2 separate regions of the Homo sapiens genome follow, and region 1 is linked to region 2. A link is a contact called in ENCODE Hi-C or POLR2A ChIA-PET data. All regions are on one chromosome and are shown on one strand. The core of a region is the stretch at or near the end of the contact, and the rest is flanking DNA. Distances in the headings are between cores, read along the strand shown.

What was found. A loop is a pair of places that touch in the nucleus more often than their neighbours do. ChIA-PET counts read pairs that join two places held with the same protein, here RNA polymerase II (POLR2A). Pooled maps may share reads with other maps.
Region 1: a map of heart left ventricle shows a loop between it and region 2 (3-fold over the local background). The contact joins two enhancer-like sites. A Hi-C loop is called at or near these places in 45 of 168 maps with a recorded cell type or tissue (A673, B cell, CD14-positive monocyte and 28 more), 36 of 37 single-sample maps with no recorded cell type and 38 of 50 pooled maps. POLR2A ChIA-PET finds 5 or more read pairs at or near these places in 13 of 52 experiments (A549, AG04449, AG04450 and 10 more).

What each region holds. Positions count from the first base shown.
Region 1 is chr19:42,190,426-42,193,461 of GRCh38, forward strand. It overlaps a transcript of POU2F2 not described here. Among named protein-coding and RNA genes, the nearest start is that of DEDD2, 26 kb to the right of the region's middle. Within about 2 kb of position 1,571, at least 3 of the 41 ENCODE cell types and tissues checked have a DNase peak (open chromatin) inside an H3K27ac peak, as active enhancers do.
Region 2 is chr19:42,098,130-42,101,100 of GRCh38, forward strand. POU2F2 (POU class 2 homeobox 2) reads right to left here. Exons shown (of 15, transcript NM_001394376.1): 6 at 1,587-1,692; 7 at 1,398-1,489. Among named protein-coding and RNA genes, the nearest start is that of ZNF574, 23 kb to the left of the region's middle. Within about 2 kb of position 1,587, at least 4 of the 41 ENCODE cell types and tissues checked have a DNase peak (open chromatin) inside an H3K27ac peak, as active enhancers do.

The DNA of each region.
Region 1 (3,036 bases), core at 321-2,820, 92 kb after region 2:
GTAAGTGAGAGAGGGGGCTGGCTAAGAAGTTTGAGTGACACCTATATGTGCTACTCTGCCACCATTTTTCCCTGAGCCAAGTTCTACCACCTGGACCACAGTTAGGGATATGCTGGCAAATGAGGCAGAAGGCTGGGGGTATAAGGGGCTGGGCACGATGGCTCACACCTGTAATCCCAGCACTCTGTGAGGCCGAGGCAGGCTGATCACTTGAGGTCAGGAATTCGAGACCAGCCTGGCCAAGATGGTGAAAGCCTGTCTCTATTAAAAATACAAAAATTATAAAGATTATTAGTATGAATGCTGTTACTGAGATAAATGAGCCTATGGATGAGATAATATTTCATGCGGTATATGTATCAGGATAGTCGGAGTAACGTCGAGGCATACCTGGTAGGCCAAGGAAGTTCTGTGGGATAAAGGTTAAATTAACACCTATAGATGTAACGGTAAAGTGGATTTTAGCATAGGTCTGGTTAAGTGTGTAACCTGAAAAAATGGGGAATCAGTGGACACCTGTGATCCCAGCTACTTGGGAGGCTGAGGCACAAGAATCACGTGAACCCAAGAGGTGGAGGTTGTGGTGAGCTGAGATCGCGCCATTGCACTCCACACTCCAACCTGGGTGACAGAGCGAGACTCAGTTTCAAAAAAAAAAAAAAAAAAGGCTAGGGTTGTAGGATTGTAAGGGAATTGAGAGCATATGCTGGTCATTTTCCATTTGCCCTCCAGGTCCACCCTCCATTCTTCTCTACCCATATGGGTGGCATCATCGGACCCCCCCTTGCTCTCTGACTTCAAATTAGGTTCCTCCCTAAAAGAAGCACCAGCAGGGCATCAGAGAACAGAAAAAGAAAGCATTCTGGATACTTCTTCTCCAACTCCCAGCTCTGTGTCAGCACCTTGGTTCTGACAGTGGCTGTGCCCCTCCACAACTCCAGCTCCTCTCAGGCATGTTCCATGACTCTCACAGCACTCCAGTAATACCAATCCTTTCCTCACTCCTTCAGACCTAAGGGTGGTCACAGCTTCCTGCTGCCTTCACCTCCCTTGTTGGTTACCTCAACCCTGCCCACACCTCTGCAAAGAGTCCCTTCATTAAATTATCTTCAAAATCCCAGCTGTGGTGCCTTCTGTTTCCTGCTGGGACCTTGACTATTAGAGAGCTAGTGAAAGAGCTCAGATGGTCCAATATGAGACTCTGGCTGGGCAAGGAAGGGAGAGAAGCCAGGAGGGGTCTGGCAGACTGGCAGAAAACAGAGGGATCAAGGGAGTAGAGCTCTCTTTGAGTTGACGCCACAGGTGTGATGGCAGTGAGGGGCTGTCAGATCTGAAAGGCAGGTGCTGGGATCAGAGAGCAGGATGCTGGATTTTGAACTGGGTTGTGGTTAAAATCAGGGATTTTTTATTTGGAACTCAGAAAGTCATGTGTTAGAATTCCGACTCTGCCATTTTACTAAATGTGTCACCCAGGCAAGTGACTTTACCTTCCTGAGTGTATATCCTCATCTGTAAAATGAGGATACTAACACCAGCCTTCCAGGTTTGTGTCAGGCGTAAACACATGTAAAGCATTTGGCAAAGTGCCTGGCATGTGGTATAAGTGCTCTGTAAATGTTCACTATGTATGTTACACTTCCTGGTAATGACTAAACCCAAGGTGTGGTCATGGGAGTGGATGACTAAAGTGGGATGAAGGTCACCAGAGATGAAGTGGAAAGAGACTGTGAGGCTAGATCATTACGAGGATGGATTATCAGGGACAGTTAAATATCCCAGCAGGAGAGCATGGGTTGGGGTGGAGAGGAAGTCTATGAGCAGGTGCTAGTCTTCAGGAACGAGGTGAAGTGACCAGGGAGTCAACGGATGTCAACAGGGAAGTGGGATAGAGGGTGGTGGAACCTGAGGACATAAGCCTCAAGGAAATCTGGGTCCTCAGTCCCTCTTACATCCCTTTGAGATGTCCCCAGTGATCATGTTCCCTACTAAGCCAGAGTTTATCAAGGGTGGGGTTGGATCTAACTCATCTTGTAGTACCTAGGACAGGTGTTTAAGCTGGTAAATGCTTGTTGAATGACTTGGTGTTTGAGGGAAACAGAAAAGTCTACCTCTGCATCGTATTTACCCTTGGTAATAATAATTCTTCTTATTTTAAGTAACCTAATGCTTCTTTTAAACCTCTTATTCAATTTAAACAAATATTTCCTGAGACCTTCATACATGCTATTCCATCTACCTGGAATACCCTCACCCACTCTATACACTCAAAGACCTCCTACTCCTCATTCAAGAAAGAGCAGAATTTAATTATTAGGAAGAAGAAAAGTAAACCACAATGATAAACTGCTACACATCCATCAGATCAGCAAAATTAAAGCATCTGACAACACATAGTATTGGTGACAATGTGAAGCAAAGAGAGCTCTCATTCAGTGCTGGTGGGAGAGTAAACTGGTACTGACACTTCAGAAAAATAGTTGGAGAGTGTAGTGTGCAGAAAAATTTCCTGCAAAAGCCAGGCGCGGTGGCTCACGCCTGTAATCCCAGCACTTTGGGAGGCTGAGGCGGGCGGATCACGAAGTCAGGAGATCAAGACTATCCTGGCTAACACGGTGAAATCCCGTCTCTACTAAAAATACAAAAAAAAAAAAATAGCCGGGCGTGGTGGTGGGCGACTGTAGTCCCAGCTACTAGGGAGGCTGAGGCGGGAGAATGGCGGGAGGCGGAGCTTGCAGTGAGCCAAGATCGGGCCACTGCACTGCAACCTGGGCGACAGAACGAGACTCCGTCTCAAAAAAAAAAAAAAAAAAAGAGGAAAGAAAAATTTCCTGCGAAAGATGTCCAGACTGAAGCTCTGGAACCTGTGAATGTTACCTTAAATGGCAAAAAGGACTTTGCAGATGTAATTAAAGATTGTGAAATGAAGAGATTATCCTGGATTATTTGGGTGGGCCCTTAAAGCAATCACATATACCCTTCTAAGAGGGAGGCAGAGGAAGATTTGACACAGACAGAAGAGGAGAAGGCACCACAGAA
Region 2 (2,971 bases), core at 337-2,836:
CAGCCAGGCACAGTGGCTCATGCCTGTAATCCGAGCACTTTAGGAGGCCGAGGCAGGTGGATCACCTGAAGTCAGGAGTTCGAGACCAGCCTGGCCAACATGGTGAAACCCCATCTCTATTAAAAATACAAAAATTAGCTGGGTGTGGTGGCGCATGCTTGTAATCCCAGCTACTTGGGAGGCTGAGGTAGGAGAATCGCTTGAACCTGGGAGGCAGAGGGTGCAGTGAACTGATATTGAGCCAATGCACTCCAGCCTGGGCAACAGAGCGAGACTCCATCTCAAAAAAAAAAAAAAAAACAAAAAGAAAGAAAGCCTACATAGGATGTATATCATAGATAATGTGGCCCGGCCCCCACCCCCACTAGGGTCAAGAATATTACTCCTTAATCAGATACAGTAACAGTTTTGCAGCAGCAAAAATGCCATACCAAGAGGGACAAAGAAAAGTCATACACTGGCTTATATCATGGCAGGGCAGGTTTTGCAGTCAAATGAGTTCTCATGCCAATGGTGGAAGAACAACTTGACTTTCTGAGCATTTGGGATTTCAGAACTGCAGTTAAGACCTGTATTAGTCTCTAACTCTTCAGTCAGTCCTTCTGAAATAGTTCACATATATTTTTTTAAAGGGCTATAAAAAATGGGTAGAAAAAAACTTTGAAATTCATAAAAGGTAGTGAAAATTATCATTAAAGTCTAGAACTCAGGCAGCAAACTGAAAGAAAGGCCTCGGGGTCCAGGTGCCAAGGTGGCCTGGAGAGCTGGCACCCTCTCTAAGGGGCCTCTGCTCCTGCCAGTGGCCAGGCCAACTGCTCACTGCGCCAAGCCACCACGTAGACACAGGTACAGCCCTGCCAGATTTTCTGGTTTATCAAGAGGAGCTGGAAATGTGGTGCTTTCTGGGAATTTAGTTGACAATGACCAAATAAAAGACACCTGTGGGCCTTGTTTTCAGTCTCCAGTCTGGGAAGTGGATGTGAAATAATCACCTAACGAATGCCTTGTTCAGAGAATCCTCCGTTGCAGTGCTGGAAGAGGCCCGAGGCATTTGCAGCCTAAAGGCTTGCAGCCCCTTGCAATTTTGTGTGTTTTTACACATGAGCATTTTGGGGGAATGGGGATCAGATCTAAATCTTTCATCATATTCTCAAAGGAGCTCATGTACTAGAAAGGGTTAAGAACCACTTGTCTGGGCCAGCTCCCCTCATTCTATAGAGGAAGAGGCTGACCCAGACAGGGAGATGGGCTTGCCTGAGGTCTCACAGCAAATCACTGGCAGAGTGTGGCTGGGTCAAATGGAAAGGAGACTCTCACTCATCCCCCACCCCCGTTTACCCAGCTTTCAGCAGGCCTTGCTGCTGGCCTGGCCTGGTGCACTCAATGGACAGTCTCACCTGTGTGGGAAGCCCGGCCCGGGGCTGGGAGGTCAGAAGAGCTCCCTGGGTTTGCTGAGGTAGCTGGAATAGATTTGGTGTCGGTAGCAGGCCTGGAAAGACAAGGGGAAATACACAGGGTGAGGGGGAGGGGAAGGTGAGGAAGTTCTGTGGAGGCGTCAGGGAGGCCATCTGGGGTGGGGGCCTTACCTGGCTGGCTCTGCTGGGCCTGCGGTAGCAGGAACTGAGCAGGTGGCTGGAGGTGGTGGCCTGGCACAAGCACCAGCTGCTGGAGCTGGAGGAGCTGCTGTATGTCCTGGCAGGGAGTGGGGTGGACAGAAAGATAGCCTGAGTCCTGGCTGGGTTTCATCCTCTCTGCATCACCTGAACCTTGAGGGGCTGAAACCAGGAAGCTGCTCCACATGGCGATCTGGCACTGGGCAGTGAGGGATCGTCCACTCGGTCTCTGAATGGCATCCCTGAGCTAAGGGCACCCAGAGGCTTCTCTCTACCATGGGGTACCAGAGAGTCCCAACTGGGCAGTCCTGGGAGGGCTCACTCTTTATTTACCCTTTCTTTCTTTTTTTTTTTTTTTTTTTTTTTTTTTTTTGAGTCTCGCTCTGTCGCCCAGGCTGGAGTGCAGTGGTGTGATCTCGGCTCACTGAAATCTCCGCCTCCTGGGTTCACGCCATTCTCCTACCTCAGCCTCCCAAGTAGCTGGGACTACAGGTGCCCGCCACCACTCCCAGCTAATTTTTTGTATTTTTAGTAGAGACAGTTTCACCATGATAGCCAGGATGGTCTCAATCTCCTGACCTTGTGATCTGTCCGCCTTGGCCTCCCAAAGTGCTGGGATTACAGGCGTGAGTCACCGAACCCGGCTACCCTTTCTTTCTTGATGAAATATTTTCCTTGTTTTAACATTTCCGCAGAACAAATAGAATCATTTAAAAATGTAAGCCAGGCCGGGTGTGGTGACTCATGCCTGTAATCCCAGCAATTTGGGAGGCTGAGGCAGGCGGACACACCTGAGGCCAGGCGTTTAACACCAGCCTGGCCAACATGGCAAAATCTCGTCTCTACTAAAAATACAAAATTAGCCAGGTGTGGTGGTACACGCCTGTAGTCCCAGCTACTCCGGAGGCTGATGCAGGAGAATTGCTTGAACCTAGGAGGCATAGGTTGCAGTGAGCCGAGATCACGCCCCTTCACTCCAACCTGGGTGACAGAGCAAGACTCTGTCTCAAAAATAAATAAATAAATAATAAAATTGTAAACCAGACCAGGTCTTTCCTCCTTTAAAAACACTCCTGGCTGGGCACGGTGGCTCACACCTGTAATCCCAGCAATTTGGGAGGCCGAGCCAGGCGGATCACGAGGTCAGGAGATCGAGACCATCCTGGCTAACACAGTGAAACCCTGTCTCTACTAAAAATACAAACAATTAGCCAGGCATGGTGGCACACACTTGTAGTCCCAGCTACTCAGGAGGCTGAGGCAGGAGAATCGCTTGAACCCGGAGGCGGAGATTGCAATGAGCTGAGATCATGCCACTGTGTCTCTGCACTGCAGCCTGGGTGACAGAGCAAGACTCT